Regions from separate parts of the Homo sapiens genome. Here region 1 is linked to region 2. A link is a contact called in ENCODE Hi-C data. All regions are on one chromosome and are shown on one strand. Each heading gives the region's core, a stretch centred on a gene start or an enhancer-like site at or near the end of the contact. The rest is flanking DNA. Distances are from core to core; before and after follow the strand shown.

Region 1 (6,075 bases), core at 1,552-4,051, 3.2 Mb before region 2:
GTACAATTATTATATGTCAATCACAAGTTTCAAATAAAACCCCACAGAAAGCTAGTGCAGTTTCCTGAGGAAATAAAATATCAAAGGAGGTTTGTAATAGAGATCGGGAGTTGCATTCAAATGGAATAAATCATATATTCTATTTCTGCCCACTAACATCTGGGCAATTTTCCAATGCAATAAGAATTCAATAAATTTATAAACTATTACTAGAGCATGCAGGCCTCTTGTTTTTAAGTGTGTATAAAGATTGTTTACTAGCTGGAAGAGGTAACTCATGCCTGTAATCCTAGTATTTTGGAAGGGTGAGGTGGGCAGATTGCTTGAGCCCAGGAGTTCAAGATCAGCCTGGGTAACATGGTGAAACCTGGTCTCTACAAAAAATGCAAAAACTAGCTGAGCATAGTGGCAGACACCTGTGGTCTCAGCTACTCAAGAGGCTGAGGTGGGAGGACTGCTTGAGCTTCAGGAGGTCGGGGATGCAGTGAGCCAAGATTGTGCCACTGAACTCCAGCCTGGGTGACAGAGCAAACCCTGTCATAAAAAAACAAAAAAAGTTAAAAAACGATTTTTTACTGGTACTTAAAATGTAAAAAATTAATAACTTAATAACTACAATTTTTGTAACTATTTACTTTTACTGATTTTTATTCTCCAGTCCAAATATAGCACATGGGGAAAATAGATAGATGAAGAAATATAAAACCAGACTTTTAAAAGAAGTTTGTTTTTAAGATCTGCAGCTGAGATGTGAGATAGAGGAGCTTAGCCTAAAGGAAATGCATTTGTTTCTGTGTCACTGCTCATAAATCTAGTTATACATTTCTTTTCTTTCATTCTCAACTTTCCAGATGAGAAAAGTTTTACTAAGATAAGGGAATATATTTTTTATGTATCCTTTAGAGCAGCTTTCTGGATAGAAATATAAGCAGTTGCATTTTTAAATAACTGGTTTTGTTAAACAAACTATAGTCATCAATAAATTCACCTACCTTTGCTTAAACTCAGCATCGTGCAAAGAAACATATTTGGTTTCCAATGCCAACTATATTTTTGAGTTCTTGAATGAGCAGCCATTGATTCTAGAATCAATCCTTTGGGCTGCTTTATTGGAGTAATCACTTAAGGCTAGGACAGTTTGTTTTTTCCAAGTTCAGGATTCATCCAGGCAGGTTTTAGGAATTACTTCGTATTATATTGAGTATACTCATATAAATATATTGCAAATAAAATATAATTTGTAATTCATTTCTGATAAAGTTCATCTGAAGATAAATTACCCTTGAACAACATGGGTTTGATCAGCATGGGTCCACTTATATGCAGTTTTTTCAATAAATATATTGGAAATTTTTTGGAGATTTGTGACAATTTGAGAAAACACGCAGATGAACTGCATAACCTAAAAAGTCAGAAAATTAAGAGAAAGTTAGGTATGTCATTAATGCATAAAATATACGTAGATACTAGTTTATTTGTTAAATTGACTATGTATTTGTTAAATTGACCAGTAAATCTTCTGGTCAACAGTGGGCTATTAGTTCTAAGTTTTGGGGAACTCAGAAGATATATACAGATTTTTTACTGCATAAGAGTGGCACCCCAATCCCTGCATTGTTCAATGGTCAACTGTATTGCTATTTTACTATTAAAATTATCTCATAAATATTGATGAAATCATTGATTTAACTGATAATTCATTGTACATGGCATCAGAGTCAGTCCACAAGGGGGCTCCCTTGCTCTAATTTTCAGAATTTTCCCTTAAAATGGATTATGACACTTTGGAAGATTTTTTATCTTTGCAAAAGAATTTAATAAACCAATTTTAAATGCACCAGAAACTCTGAAATATATTAATGGGTCACATTAACCTGAAAGAAAGAAGTACAGCCTCCACACTCTCTGGGGCATGTCATTTTCCTTAGTGAAAAACTTTCTTCACTGAATGTTATCTTGGTAGTCAAGTATGACAAAGTTGTGCTTCTCTAAGTTGTGCAAAACCAACTATATCACTGATTGCCTAAACACTGCAAGACAAATAACATAATTACAATGGTTAAGATCTGTAAGACCTTCAGGATTTCCAAATGACAAATGCTATTTCAAATGGGCAGCCACATAGCACACAAAACTAGACTTTTGGTTTATAAAAACATTTTTATAACATCTTTTTTAAAAAAGAAAAATAATCCTATTTATTCCTTCAATAAAATAAGATTTGAAAGCATTTGAAAATATCTAGTCAACTAAGCATCTGTTAGTTACTTTTTCAGGAATGCCACTGTTTATTCTGTTTGGTTCAGAAAAATATTTGAGTGCTGGTTTCATCGCAAATACTGCTTTGAAAACCAGAGAAGTTTTTAAACTTCTCTGATATCCCAAGCAGCTCACAGTTTCCAAGTGGAGAGTGAAACAGAAACAATCATACAGCAAAATGATGGAGGTGCTGAATAATACAGGGGGTTTTGCATCTTGATAAGCCAGAAAAGAAGACTGAATTTACCTCAGGTTTAAATATATCTGAATATAATGCATTATTTGACCTTTTTTAAGGCAAATACTTGTTGCTTCTTTTGCCTTGTACCAGTTGATGTGCTTCATAATATTTGCACATCCTCTTATATCATCCTTCCTCATACCGTGCAGTGGGTGTGACCATTAGCTTCCATTTCAGGCCTTTGAGCACCATTATTTCCCCTGTCAACAATGGAGGACTGATTAATCCCGACGCCCAGTTCGGCCTCTAGGTGGTGCACAAGTCTTTTTTGTTGTAAAGCTGACATCACACCTCTGATTAGTCTCTCTTTTCTTAACAAAGAAATTTCTCAGAAAACACTGCTATAGGCTTTCAAGTCTCACAAGATTCCATGAGTAGCAACCAATTCACAGGAGGAATAAAACACATGATGGGAAGGTTTTTGTTTTTGTTTTAGGATGGAGTCTAGCCCTGTCACCCAGGTTGGAGTGCAGTGGCACCGTCTTGGCTCACTGCAACCTCCGCCTCCCAGTCCCTGTTCAAGCAATTCTCCTGTCTCCCGAGTAGCTGGGATTACAGGGGCCGGCCACCATGCCCAGCTAATTTTTGTATTTTTAGTAGAGGTGTGGTTTCGCCATGTTGGCCAGGGTGGTCTCAAACTGACCTCAGGTGATCCACCTGCCTCGGCCTCCCAAAGTCCTGGGATTACAGGCGTGAGCCACCGCGTCCAGCCTGATGGGAAGTTTTGTGTTACCAAGAGCAACACTAAAATCACTGAAATGTTTTTAAAAGGGGGGAAGGATAGAAACAGGGTAGAAGAATGGTTGCTAAGACTGGCGGAAAGGGAAGTGGGGAGCTGTTTGTCGAAGAGTACAAAGTTTCAGTTGTGCAAGATGAATCAGCTCTGGAGATCTAATGTACACAGAGTGGTGACTGTAGCTAACAATACAGTATTGTGTACTTGACATATGCTTAGATCTGAAGTGTTCTCACCACACACACACACACACACAGTAACCGTGCAAGTGACAGATATGTTAATTTGCTCGATTGTGGGATCATTTCACAATGTATATGTTTATCAAAAGGTCAAGTTGTAGATCTTAGATATACACAATTACTACTTGTCAATTATACCTCAGTAAAGCTGAACAAAAAGAGGGGTGTTGGGGGATATTGAACTTTTGGAATGATAGATATGAGCTGACCATGGAAGGTAAGCTCTAAAACGTCAAGGATCTTTGTCTTTTTCTTTCCCCATTTTTGTATCTCTAGCACCTAGTTTATAGTAAACATTCAAAAATTACTTGTTTAATAATTTGCATCCCTAACACATTTCCTTTTAAGACTCAGAGAGTGAATATTTTTGAGTTTGTTGGCCATACAGATTGTATAGCAGCTATCCAACTGCAGTCTTCATGAGAAACTAGCATAGCCAATATAAGAAAATGCATCGTTCTGTTCCAGTAAAACTTCTTTTACAAAAACAGCTGGCTAGCCTACTAGCAGTGGCTTGCCAAACCCTGGTCTGGACTCTTCTACTCCTGCTAATGCAGTTCCTTGGGTGTTCAACATTTTAGAAATTGATACTTCAAGCTTGTGAAAAAGAGATACTATGGCCGTGTGGAATCATGCCTTGAAAATTACATTAGAACCTTTTTGCTTATATGAGAGATCAATAGAAATGATGAATTCATGATTATTATCTATATTTCTCTCTTTTGGAGGTTGTGATTCTTTTGTGAGCACCACTAATTATATTGGAAGAGTCTCTCCAATCCCATATTTCATGTTGATCATAGCTTTGGGAATAAGTAGTAATCTCTCGTGGGGTAGAATAAGTAGAGGTCTTTCCCATCTGCTTGTTTTCAGTTTAAATGTTTATTTGCCCTATAACTGTAATATTTTCATTACCAGAATCACTTAGAAAAAAACATACAATAAAAAAATCTGCCTCAAAACTTTGCTCTATTTAATTCAGCAAGAAAGACTATGAGCCTCAGGATACGTAAGTTTTACTGTACTTCTTAAAGAACTAAACTTTAGTTCTTTAAAGTTCAGTGGCAAACCCTGCTTTTGTGATTCCACATTCTCTCAGCCACTGCATCCACACCTTCAACCCCTGCATGTCACTGCAGTAAGTGTTGGTGAAGGTGCAACGACCACAACAACAACCCTCCACAGAGAGAGATACCCTCGAAAAGAGAACAAGGATGCACTAAGATCCTCTGCTTCTAATTTATTAATGTTTTTTACATTGTATCAGTTAAGTTTTCTGTGTCAACTTGTCTGAGCCATGGGATGTCCAGGTATTTATTCGAATATAATTCTGAGTGTTTAATATTTGAATCAGCAGACTAAGTAGAGGAGATTGCCCTTTCTAATGTGGGTGGACCTCATTCAATCAGCTGAAGGCCTAAATAGAACAACATGGCATAAGTTCTACCTAGTAACACCTGAAGGCCTTCAAAGTGCGATATCAGCTTATTTCCTGCTTTGGACTGAAACTAAGCCATAGGCACTTGTGGGTTTCCAGCTTTCTAACTCACCCAGCAGATCTTGGGACTTGCCAGCCTGCATAATCATATGAGTCAATTCCTTATAATAAATTTCTTTCTACATCTTATTGTTTCTCTGAACAACCCTGACACATCATCTCTCTTTAAATATAGATATGTTAAATATATATAATATATATATAATACGTATATATATACACGTGTGTGTGTGCGTGTGTGTGTGTGTGTGTGTATATATATATATATATGAAAGGAACGTGCTACTCCCATAGAGAGGAAAATGTGGTTGGTATCCTAAATTGGAACATCAATGTTTTCCTAGTATACTCTGATAAAGCCAAATTATAAATATGTTTATTTAACATTTTCATGTTTTTATAGAAAATAAACATTATAAAAACATTTTCAAAATAGAAGAACATTCAACCTTCCACACAATTCGCTAACAACCCTTGGGAGACCATACAGAAGCAGTTTATACATCACGATCTTCCTCATTCTTTTTAGCTTGTTGCCCTATTTCTTAAGGTTTAGACTGATTTTTTTTAAGTCTCTGGCTTGTGGATATATGCTGATTTGTTTCATTTATTTAATGGAAATTAAACAAATTAAATAAACAGAAAGACATTGAAAAGCACTGACATTAGTGATGAGCTTAAAGAAACCAAGACATTTGGTTGAAATAAGGTGCTATTGAAATATCTGGAACGAAAAAACTCTTTGTATTTCAAGGCTGTTTAGAAAACAAGGCATAAATCTTTTCTTGATAAGAGGAACAAATCAATAGAAAACAAAACACATGTATATGTTTCTGATAGCATTACAAATGGGGACTAGAACACATAGGTCAACCTATTGTTCAGGAAAAGCCATTCAGCTCTGTTGTGTACAGAGAATATAATTCAGGAATTTTGATAATTTTTGAAGTACTTCTTTTTTTTAAGTATCTCTAACCTCTCCTCTATGAGTTGAAAATTTGATAGGTTATCTTACTTTTAACAGTTAGATTTCCCTGCAAAGTGCTGAAACAGAAAAAGAGCACATTGTCTCTACTTATAATTGAGGAAAAACTATGCT
Region 2 (6,836 bases), core at 572-3,071:
GGGGGCGGGGGAACTATTCATTTTCTCCCAAAGAATTTAGATACTGGATCACCGCCCTGTACGTCCCTGCAGTAAGCAGCATGGAGCCTCTCGGACTGGAGCCCAGCACCCAGGCCGCACCGGAGGCTCCGGGCACAGCTGCTCAAGCAGCAGCCCAGGCAGAAGCACCCGGAGTTCCAGGACGCGAGGCTCCCCCTCCCCCACCCCGCCCCAAAGAGAAGGAAGGGAAAACGGAGGAAGAAGGGGAGGGAGGAGAGGGAAGGAAAACCACCCCGCCACATAGACACACACACACACACACACACACACACACACACACACACACACACACACACACCTCTTTTGCAAAGTAAACGATAGACTTACCCAGTCTCACATCTCCAAGGCCCAGTCATCATAGCCACCCTTTAAAAACACACACATACACAAAAACCCTCTTTGGGGTATGCACTAGGTTTCTCAAGCCCAGGCAGGGCGAGGAGACTGCGAGCAGCGCAGTCCCAGAGGCTGGAGGAAAGAGGCGCCCGGACGCCTCCAGCCTGGGGCCGCCGCCGCGGTGGCGACCGCGGGTTCCGGGGCTCCCCAAAAGGCTCTCCCCGGTGCTCTCCGCGGTAGTCGGAGCGGGCAGCAGGGTTGGGGGGTGGAGAGCGGGGGGCGTTCTGCAGCGGCGGGATAGGGAGGCGGCGGGAGGGGGCGGCGGAGGTCCGGCTGGAGAGGCGCCTCGCGGTAGGGGCCGGGAGCCGGAGCCGGGCGGGGCGGGGAGGGGGAGCTGCTGGGAGGGGAGGCACGGAGCGGGAGGAGGGGGACGCGGAGAAGACTGCCTGGCCCCGCCGGCCCCGCCAACGTGACGGTCAGCCCCGCCGAGCGCTCGCACCCGCTCACACTCATGATCACTCGCACACTCGCTCCAATACGTGTTAAGGCGCGATCGCGGGGTCCCTGGCAGCCTTCGCTGCACCCTCCCCCCCACAGGGGTACTCACAGTTGCCATCTGCATAGGGGGCAACTTTCTCCGACCCAGCTGTGGCCGCCGCCCCCTCCAGCCTCCTCTGGCTCCTCGCACCCTCCGGCCTGGGTTCGCGCCGGCCGGCCCTCCCCTCCCCCCTCGGCTCTCCTCCTCGCCGTCTTCACCACATTCCCCCCTGGTCAGTGGCGCACGCCGGGGGACGAGCCAGAGGGAGCGGGTCGCGGGGGTGTGCATGCATCTCCCGCCTTCTTCTTGCAGCGCACACTGTACATGGTAGTGAGGGGGCGAGCAAAGGTGGCACCGGCCCCTCGGCTGCTCCAGCGAAGGCGGCGGCTGCAGCTCCTGCGCTGTCCTCCGCCCCCCAGCGCAGCGGCGACCACCGCGCTGGGATCCCGCCGACGCTGTCTCCGCGCCGAGCCCGCCGCCGCCGCGGCCCCTAATTAGTATTTGAGAGGCTCTTGCATCCCTTTGGCAGTTTCATCCTCACGGTGTTTGCAGGGTTTTTTTCTGTATCCCTTCCCCAGATGCGGCGCACAATCGTCATTAGTTGGAACTCTCTATCACCGACATCCTTTGGGGTTTCTGGGGGAAGGGGGGGGCGGGCAGCAACCGCGTCGTTCTATGCCTGTGGCTTGTCCTGGCAGCCCGGTGGCTCTAAAAAAAACTCCGAGAAAGTTGCGTCTTCCTCCCGGGCGCCGAGGAGGTGGCAACGCGGTAAGCAACACCGGGTCTCTGAGACAGCTGCTCCGGAGCGGGTGCAGGGCCCAGTCCAGTGCACTTGTTTATTGTCGCGCCTCTGGTGCGAGCCAAGCTGCAGCAGACATGATGGGCCCGGGGCGAAGCGGGCGCTCGGTGGCCGATAGATGGCAGCCGAGGGCGAAGGCGTCCCTGGGCTAGGGCGGCGCAACCGGGGCCCCCTTGGATGTCACATTCGTAGGAAGAGAGAGAAGTCTTGGACCATGTGTGTAATTCGAGCGTGGGACTGTGCAATTCTCGGATTGGGAAAGGGAGGAGTGGAAATAACCCCGGCAGTGCCAGGCTTGCTGGTGGTCAGGAACAGATGATTCCAGCCCTGTGCTGATCGCCTGCCTTCCTCCTGCCATTCAGAATGCTGCTGTCTCGTGTACTTACTGTTAAGGATCCTGGAAAAGGGAGTGGTTCCTCCTAGCTGCAAACAAGGGCGCTACTTTTCTTTTCTCTTTAATAGAATTACGTTTTATAGGTGTGTCTAGGCAACACAAGGGAATGTGAAAGACTTTCAGAGGGAATGTTTGTGAATACATCTGGTGTGTACTAAAAAGCTGGAAAACCCCTAAGTAAATGCAATATCGATAGAAAGCGAGTTTCTTGAAGAGTCATCTGCTAAACTCCACTAGAGTCATCTCTACAGTAAGTATTCTTGGGTCTTTCCATGAAACCAGACACTTCCATCCCCAAAAAGGGGTCTTTACTTTCATAAGACATGTTTTCAATATTTGTAATATTAGACCTGCCGTTCATCCCGGGTATAAGAGAAAAGTTGATAATAGTAAGTGACCCAGTGCAGGCTGAGTGCACATGTGCCTGTTCCTTTGATAACTATGTAGTTAGTTTCTCCATGTAAATATATTTTACCCACTTTATTTTGCAATTAATTACGTCTTAATTATTATTGATATTGTTTTATTCTTAGTAATATTTGGGATAATACTGTGTTATAATCTGGTTAATCATATGTTTAATATTGATATAGAGTCTGATAATATGTCTATGTTCTGAGATGTATATATATCTCAGGTGATGAACATTGCAGTCTCCTGAGGTACTGCAATCTTTTTTGAACTTTCCCCTGCGTATGTTGTGTGAATATATATATTTTTACTTTATACCATAAAAACTTTATTTGGAAGCAATTTTGTTTAAGTATGGGTTATATTCAAGGGAGAGGAAGGAAAGAAGTAATATGTAATTTCAGACAATAAAAACAAAATCTTGTAATGAACGTTTCATTAAATTTAGAAGCATTTGACCTAGGAATGATAGCCACTAGCTGTAGATACATTGCATCAACAAATATAACTTACACGTCATCCACAAAAGGCTTATTTCTGTATTTTTTATTCAGTCATTAACTTTTAACATTATATAAACATTTCAGAAAATTTATTTTAAGTTTAAAATTACTTTTATATTTTCAAAATGAAATGAAATATTTAAATTTAAAATTATATAGGAATTACAGCCAGAAGCCTTTGGAATATAAATATTGAGTCCTATCAGAAACATAATTTTCAATATCGATTAACTTTGTAGAAGTTCTTAAAGGTCCTAAATTGTCTTAATCGATTATTGATTTTTTCAAAATAGCTGAAATAAAGCTGTTATATTTTATCACTGTTCTAAATCTTTATAATTTCATTCAATAGCAAAGTTTAATTCATGGTTTTGTATTATTTTTATTTTAAATATTTATTGTTCTAATTAAAGGAAATATTATTCAACTAAGAAGTATTAAATATGTTTGGAATTAGTTTAGGTTACAGTTTTGTTAGAAACACTTATGCTAATAATCTAGTTTACCTCTTGTGGTTCAAATAAGTAAATGATGAAAACTTTCTGCCATTAACTCAACATTAAGGATGGTCCCGGAAGCCACCATTACCTTTTGCCACTAGGTGTCTCTATAAGATGCTCTGCAAGAGAATGAAATTTTAGAAAATACTGTGACTTGAACAGTTCAGAACAGAAAAACACAAGAGGGAAAACATCATAGATATAAGGAAAAGCCTCAGTTATTAATCTGTTTCTTTATTTGCATTGAATGTTGACTATTGCTTAGAAAATATATAAGTGAATTACATAAGAGTGATCAAATATGAGCCAAAACTTTTACCCACATGAACAAATGTATCTATGTTTTAGTCTATACTAAGCAACACATGGTCATATGTGTATACATGCTTTCAGACAGCACTCAGATGCATGCACTTAATTACATAGATACATTTGGCCATTGTAAAATTAAATGATTGATCAAATATATCTCCCCAGAATTAAGTCTATTAATATTAAACATTATTTGATGGAGTTGGATGTGAAAGTCACATTTGTCCAAATGTTTGCAAATATTTTTTTTTCATATTAGAATTATCTATTGAGAGGGTATCATCATAAGTGTATATCATGTAGGGAAATATATTTGACATTTATATTGTAAATATAATTGTCATTATCAATTATGGCCATAATTTGATACCTGCAAATTTAAATTTAAATTGAAAACATAAGTAGCATACTTGCCACTTAAAATTGACCATATATTTTTGTAAATTTATATTTATTAGTTTCTAGAATTATTATTTTAGTGCTTTATGAACACAGGAGGGATTCTTATATTAAGTACATTTTTTAAGATAATTCTTATCACATTTGCGTATCACTGTGTGTTATCATTAGAATTTTAAAATGCTTAGTCAAGAATTATGGTGCTTTAAGAAACAACCTAATGAGGATTATAAACAAGGAAATTCTTTATTAATCATTTCATGACTTCATAAGTATTGATCAACATCTAAAGCCAGTAGAGCTTGCAATTTGTTGTTGTTGTTGTTGTTGTTAGCCTAACTGGTGAGTTAAGATTATGGAATTCTAATGCTAAGTTTCTATTCCTCCATAGTAATGGCTAAGAAGTCTGTTCAACTCAATTTAATAAATGACACATTTTTCAAGTCTAAGTTAAAGGGCATATGTCTTTAAAGTTTTTGAAATTGAAATTATATATATATCACATTCATATATATAATTATATATAATATATGTTATATGTATATCACATATCTAAAAGGAGAAAATGAAAGTTTCTCCTGGAGGAAAATAATGAGTCACCATTTATGATTGTGTCTCTATGAAATTGCTAAATTAAATAACTGTACAGCATTTGTCTTTGACATTTTGTCTAATACATTTAAAATTAAAAACAAACATCATGCAGTTATATTTATCAAATTAAAAATGGCCAGCAAATCTAATTTTGCTGAAATTATTTATTCACTTACAGACTTAATTATTCACAGCCTTAGAAATAGACTCTCAGAGGCATTACAAAAGAATATACAAAAAATAGCCAATTTTCTTCCTTGCCTCATGCAGTTCCTTGCACATACACTCGGATATTTTTTGATATAATTACATATGAAAATATCCTTTTTGGATAACCAATTGGAAATATCTACAAAAATATATCTTTGGAACACTACTTTTTCAGAAAGTAGCCTTCAGGTGTGCCAAAGTAAGATATATAAAACACTATGTCAGAAGATATGTAACAGATGCTTGCATTTGAAAATGAGTAAGAACAAGTTAAATGTCTGACTCACTGAAAAGTCATACACATCCTTCTATACCTTAGAATACTCTTCTACTTTAAACAACAGTTTGTATAGGAATACTGTTTTGCCATTATTAGGAGTATATATAGCATTACCTATAATTTGTGAGAGGCAGACTTTTTTTCTGGAAAGAAATTAATACACACAAATCTAATAATAGTGGTTACCTTTTGGAAGAAGACTGGCGTCTTAAATAGAATGGGAATTTATTTTTCATCGTATGCTCTTTTTTTTTTTTTTTTTTTTACTATTTTTGTTTCTTACTGTTTTAGTTTCTACTACAGTTTGTTCAATTTTGCATACACATCCCCAATAAAAATTTATAAAAATGTGCACTTGAAAAATAAGAATATTTGGAGGGGTGATTTAAGAGCTTAGGAAGAGTTCAAGATGATTTCCTTAAATTAATCTCTATCCCATAGTTCTCAAATGGTTTTATTTTTCATGGCACATTATTATCACTGGAGACACTGAATACATTTCTAACTATGAGTGTCAATTAATTAGTTACAATAATTTCTCAGCATTACTCATATATGACATTCAATTCTAGCTACCAGTATCAGCTAATAGAATGGTAATTAATAGAAGCTAGCTTTGTTATCTTCACACTATTCAGAACCATGCTGTGTACTGGGAACATCAGTTTTATTTGATACTCTGGTGAGTGAAGAGGAAGATCAAAATGGCTCTGTAGAGAAGATAAGTAATTGCACTTGAAGTTGTCAGCAGCTGTTCTTTACTGTTTACTGAAGAAAAGTGAGTGTGTAGTTGTGACATTTTAAATATACAAACTATCGTCAGACCCTGTTAGAACAAAGGCTACTGCCATCTGGCTTATACTAGCATTGAAATGCACACATTCCACTGGAAATGAAGCAGTTTCACAATGTAATCAGATTAGCTTTTCTATGTAACTCTCTATTAGTGTATGATTTGTCTCTTGGGACCCATTGGTCCTTGGTTCTCACACATCTCTAGTCATTTTTAGAAAATAAGTCTAAACAGGCATTATGTTATGCCTGTGTTTTCTGGGTTATTTCTGTTGTTTTTTTTTTCAGAGAAAAACAATTAATTATCCTAAAACAGTTAAATTACAACAATTTCAGAAGAACCATTGCTAATGAAAAATATCTAAATTGATTATACTACATTCAACTTTGCCAACTGGAATCCTTCATTCATCAGAATACTCATAATCTCTTTATCCCCTCAAAATGAATCAGCCTTTTTCCCAACTCCCAACGCTTTGGTTTCCACTGCCCTTTTATCTATCAGACTTTTCATTTTTCTTTTACCTACTGTTCTAGAGAATTCTCTGTAAGTCCTTTCTCCATCTGAAAAAATCTTACTTATTCTTTCTAACAATGAAGACTGCTCATCTAAACATTCCCTTGCATTATCAAGCACTTGACCTGCACAATGCTCTATTTCTTGCTTAATGTGTTTTTTCTTCCAGACTATATTATCATTCCTTATTTTGAAAACTGTATATGGTATCC

Evidence for each region. Hi-C counts contacts between places; a loop is a spot of excess contacts on that map. Pooled maps may share reads with other maps.
Region 1: a loop to region 2 is called in a map of IMR-90, with 12 times the contacts of the local background. The contact joins the enhancer-like site here to the promoter of SLITRK5 in region 2. A Hi-C loop is called at or near these places in 4 of 168 maps with a recorded cell type or tissue (A673, IMR-90, PC-9 and 1 more), 6 of 37 single-sample maps with no recorded cell type and 10 of 50 pooled maps.

What each region holds. Positions count from the first base shown.
Region 1 is chr13:90,864,142-90,870,216 of GRCh38, reverse strand. No RefSeq gene overlaps it. Among named protein-coding and RNA genes, the nearest start is that of LINC00410, 59 kb to the left of the region's middle. Within about 2 kb of position 2,801, at least 3 of the 41 ENCODE cell types and tissues checked have a DNase peak (open chromatin) inside an H3K27ac peak, as active enhancers do.
Region 2 is chr13:87,666,356-87,673,191 of GRCh38, reverse strand. It overlaps SLITRK5 (SLIT and NTRK like family member 5), which reads right to left and starts at 1,821. Exons shown (of 2, transcript NM_001384609.1): 1 at 983-1,821. LOC124900338 (formin-like protein 5) reads left to right here and starts at 825. Exons shown (of 2, transcript XM_047430855.1): 1 at 825-2,356. The coding sequence starts at 887. The coding sequence ends at 1,411. It overlaps MIR4500HG (MIR4500 host gene), which reads left to right and starts at 2,229. Exons shown (of 6, transcript NR_033829.1): 1 at 2,229-2,356. RefSeq lists an enhancer at 1,593-2,094.